Linked DNA regions of Homo sapiens: region 2 is linked to region 1. Evidence: chromatin loops called from intact Hi-C (ENCODE). Cell type or tissue: A673. All regions are shown on one strand.

The links. A loop is a pair of places that touch in the nucleus more often than their neighbours do. Peaks named below come from ENCODE experiments on the same cell type or tissue, not always from the same donor. Only the 100,000 strongest peaks of a DNase experiment are listed, where the experiment ranks them.
Region 2: it touches region 1 in a loop (5-fold over the local background); 35 of 110 quality-filtered maps call a loop at or near these places.

Annotation. Positions count from the first base shown.
Region 1 is chr1:201,042,116-201,044,615 of GRCh38, forward strand. It overlaps CACNA1S (calcium voltage-gated channel subunit alpha1 S), which reads right to left. Exons shown (of 44, transcript NM_000069.3): 39 at 2,213-2,341; 40 at 1,166-1,416. Among named protein-coding and RNA genes, the nearest start is that of KIF21B, 20 kb to the left of the region's middle. In A673, a CTCF peak has its summit at 984 (motif pointing left); a DNase peak (open chromatin) is centred at 956.
Region 2 is chr1:200,626,404-200,628,903 of GRCh38, forward strand. No RefSeq gene overlaps it. Among named protein-coding and RNA genes, the nearest start is that of KIF14, 6.9 kb to the left of the region's middle. In A673, no CTCF peak of the experiment used is centred here; no DNase peak of the experiment used is centred here.

The DNA.
Region 1 (2,500 bases):
TGTTTTTTGTTTATTTGTTTTGTTTTGTTTTGTTTTTTTGAGACGGAGTCTTGTTCTCTCACCCAGGCTGGAGTGCAGTGGCACAATCAGCTCACTGCAACCTCCACTTCTTGAGTTCAAGAGATTCTTCTGCCTCAGCCTCCCGAGTAGCTGAGATTTCAGGCATGCGCCACCACACCTGACTAATTTTTTGTGTGTTTTTAGTAGAGACACGGTTTCTCCATGTTGGCCAGGCAGGTCTCGAACTCCTGACCTCAAGTGATCCACCTGCCTAGGCCTCCCAAAGTGCTGGGATTACAGGCATGAGCCACCACTCCTGGCCTCTGTGATTATTTGGTCCCAATCATATCACATAACATATCACCCAACAAGACGACAACCCCCTTCAGGGCAGGGCCCAGGGCTGATGCTTCTGTATTTCCACGTTACCTTGCACCATGGTGACCCAAAAAGGTACATGCACCCTTCAAGGCTTGTGGGCTGAATTTAAGGGGTCTCTGTGACTGGAAGGGGTGCAGGCAGCCCTGGCCATGAAAAGGGGCTGGCTGCTGCCTTGTTCTGCTTATTCCTGAGGCCTGGGGCTAAGCCTTTCCAGGCCGAAGAGGCCTCCAATCAGCTGACCTCCTGTCTAGAACAGAAGCTTTGCCTGAGCCTAGCCCCTAAGTTATGATTGCTGAGAAGTTCTCCCCCTCATCCTGCTGTTTTTTATGACACTTACGTAATCACAGATTATATTTAGTCTACAGCCCAAGGTTGGTGAGATGGGAACCACCCAGCACAGCGGGATCTCCTTGGAACCTAAATCCAGTGATGGAATCTTATTGTCCACAGTCTTTTGTGGTATGTGCTACCACCGAAGATCCTCTCCTAACCTATCATGTGTTCAATACGTCTCAGCTCCTAGACTTGCTGAAGCCGACGGAATAAAAGAACCTCTCAACACTGGGGCCAATACTGACATGATGTGAGGCTTCCCCCTGCTGGCCAAAGAAGCCTCTGCCATCGAGGTCGGCCTCTTACATTAAGGTTCAGGATGGATTGGGGCACAAAGGCAAGCAAAAGACACCCTACAAATTTGGGGTACCCTCTTCCAATCCAACCTGGAACCTGCTGACATTGTCCTCCCAGTACCTCTACACCCAGGGATGGCAGTGGCCGCCACTACCTGGAAAACACATGGCTGTTGCTATGGTTGCTGTTGCCATAGGCGACATTGGCGTTGGCATTGTTGGTATTGGCACGAGCCAGGGGGTTGGTGCGTGGATCTTGTGGGAAGTCCTCCAAGAAGACAGGTGACTCCATCTCTTCCATCTCTATCTCAGCAAACTGGAGGGGTCTCTGATTGGCCATGACGGGGGGCAGGGAGTTGGTCCTTTCCAGGAAGTTGTCCACCTGGCCAAACAGGCCTCCAGTCCTCTAGGGGCAAGGAGAAGAGCAGTGACTGGGGGTGAGGGCAGGGAGGGCATGGGGGGCTGTCACTCTGGGACAGTGGTATTGGGAACAAGCAATAGTATTGGGAGACAAATCTTATAAGGCCAAAGGAGGATGGACTGAGTGGTGAGATCAAAAGAAGAAAATTCCCACCCTTAGAAAGTTCTTTGTTTGATGGGGTAGACAGCACACACCTAAGGAGGTATATAGGGGACACAGGCACACAGAAGAGAAGTGTGGTGTAGGGGAGAGAGGGCTGAATCGGGAGTCTGCAGCACTGGGTTCTAGTCCCCGCTCTGAAACTGATTTACTAGGTGATATTGGACATCTCACATGATCTCTGTGGGCCACTATTTCCTCATGAATAACCCAAAAAGACCTAACTAGGTGTCATTAAAGACCTTCCAGCAATAAAGTGTTATAAGAAACATGAGACAGAGCTAAGGATGGAGGACTGGCCTCAGTGGAGGCAGGCAGGGCATTTGATCCTGGAGGGCCTCTGGGAGATGGGTCGTTGCCTAGGGTTTGTGGGGAGGAAAGGGAAGGGGTGAGATTTGGTAGGGAAATGTGGGAAAGAGTGTGTTGCATTTGACACCTCTAGTAGATCAGGTCATTGATTCTGAGTCCCAGGAGAGGTGGGTGGTGAAGTGGAGAGACGGAGTGGGGTATCTTCAGCTCCCATGTCCCCCTCTCGTGTGGCTGGGCTCCCAGCCCTCCTCTCTGTGAGACACTGCCACTCATGGTGTCTAGACCACTAGGGGTGCTCCTGGCTCTCCCTCACCCGGAATATTCCCTCCTCCATCGCAGCCTCCACCATGGCTCTCTCCAGCTCCTCCTCAGCAGCCAGGTCTCCTGAGACCGTGCGACAGATCTCGGGGGCTGCCTCTTCCTCAATGGTCCGCAGCCCTGCCTGGGGATGACGAAGGGACTCAGTTATCTCTCCAGCCCAGGAGAGGAGACCAGAACCACTTTTTCTTTTTTTGAGACAGAGTCTCACTCTGTTGCCCAGGCTGGAGTGCAGTGGCACAATCTGAGCTCACTGTAACCTCTGCTTCCCGGGTTCAAGTGA
Region 2 (2,500 bases), 420 kb before region 1:
TTCAATACATAATCAACATTAAAAAAATGTTCATGGCCGGGCACGGTGGCTCATGCCTGTAGTCCTAGCACTTTGGGAGGCCGAGGCGGGTGGATCACGAGGTCAGGAGTTCGAGACCAGCCTGGTCAACATGGTGAAACCTGTCTCTACTAAAAATACAAAAATTAGCCGGGGGTGATGGTGTGCATCTGTAATCCCAGCTACTCAGGAGGCTGAGGCACGAGATTGCTTGAACCCAGGAGGCGGAGGTTGCAGTGAGCCGAGATAGCACCATTGCACTCCAGCCTGGGCAACAGAGCAAGACTGTCTCGGGAAAAAAAAAATTCAGATATTTTACATTCTTTCAGGCATTCAGTTAAATTTTTACACTTCACAGCATTTACAAGACCAGCCACATTTTAAGTGCCTGATAGCCACAATATTGGATGGCACAGGTCTAAGGGGTCTCTCTCTCTCCCTTTCTCTCATTGCATACAGGAAAGAGATAGCAGGGTCTTAGGATGTGGATTCAAAATGTATTAAATATCATAAGAGAATTGCATTCTAACTGGATGAAAAGGGCTGGAATCCCCACATCTCCTGATGTCTCTCTGGCCACAAACTCCATGGCCTTTCTGGCCTTTGATCTGGTCTTTTGTTGATCTCTGCTGGCAAAGGGCTGTGGTTTGAAGCGTTTCTGATTTCATGAAGTTGGAACTTATCCTGAACTGATGGTTCTACAATAACCTGATTTTATATGTACCTGATGTACTGAAATTAATGCTAACTTCAAAATTATTCCACTTCCTTTCTCTCAGCTTAAAACCCCCCACTCTCTCCCTATAATTTGAAGTCTTACCTCAAAAGTATATGCCCGTGAAAAGTGCCAAGTCAGCAAAAGGGTGAGGCCAAAGACATAAAAAGAATTGTGTGGGCCAGGCACAGTAGCTCAAGCCTGTAATCCCCAAGACTTTGGGAGGCTGAGGCAGAAGGATCGCTTGAGGCCAGGAAGTGGAAGCTGCAGTGACATATGATCACACCACTGCACTCTAGCCTGGGCAACAGAGCATGATCCCATCTGTAAATAAATTAATACATAGATAGATAAAATAATTGCGGGGACCCTTATTTGATACTCATGACCGCTGAACCACAGTTTAAGGAATGATTTTTTTTTTGTACTCAGCTCGAGAAGAGGTTAAAAAAATGCCTTTAAAAAATATTATATAGCATGTTCCTGAGTCCCAGACCAACCTTTCCTTTTTTCTCTTTTGTTCCCTTTTTAACACAATTCTCAGTTTCTGGGTAGCTACAAGCCCAGGATTGCACCCAGGATTCTAAATGAGATGTGAGAAACCATTTACAGAGAGGAACTATTACTTTGCTCTACAAGGAAATCCCCTGTTTGCAACTAGACTGTTGATGATATTATTATCTAGCCCTAGGGCTCTTTCCTCATTATTTTCTGCAATTCTACCTATTAGGGCTCCATTTAAATGTCTCATGGATACTACTTTGATGCATGACCTTCCAGCTTTGTGAGAGTGAATTTCATTAGCCTCATTTCTGCCCATTTCCCTAAACTGTTTAAATCTTTAGTAATCTGGTCCATTCCTAGAATGTAGCAACTGATACTCCTTCATCACAGATTCATCTGTAAACTTAGCTTCCTACCTCAGGACACAGTAAACTCCATGCTCCCTTTGTTTTAAAGGTACATAGTGTGGAGTAATTAGAATGGCACACTGAGGACAGAGGTCCTGCTTTTCTGGGGTGGTAGGTGTGCACCTGAATGCAGGCTGCCTGATCCTGGCTCCTCTGAGCTAAGCTCCCTCGCTGTCTCTACTCAGTGCCTTGGAGTTGTAAAGAGGGGACTCTTTCATATTCTGTCTATGTCATATTCATAGACAGAGTTTTCTCCTAATTCAGGTCTTCCTGCCCTGCTATAACCCTTAGCTCTGGCTAAAGTTTCATTTCTGCTTCTACTTCTAGGGAGGGGTGACGTTTTCATTGAGAAGTGCAATAGGCAGCGGATGTGGGGATTCCCTTTCTCCCCACCATCCCGCCCACCCCCTCCATGTGGCCGTCTTTCTCCCCACTCCCGACTGTGCTCACAACAAAGATAAGACTGCTGGGTTTCATAACTCACATGTCTCTCAGTACTGATTTTGACTTATTGAGGTTGCTACTTTGGCCCAATGCTGTAGGTTGATGCCTCTGTCCCGTTCAGTGATGCGAGCTGAGCTTTTAAACATCTGTGGTCTCACCTCACCTGTTTTTGTGTTTAACCACAATGGCTGAGTCTCTTCAGTGACAGAATGGTAAATCAGGATTTGAATCCAGGCCTTTGTACCCTAGGTTTGCATTCAAGGTAAAAGCTAGGCTTTGAGGAACATCAGCAGACAGTTGTGCATGGTTATGAGAAATAGAGAGGGGTGGGGAAAGAGACACAGGCAGGGAGGTCAGAGAAGGTACTGGGACAAGTGTGAGGTAATGAGCAACCTGACTGGCATCAGGGCAG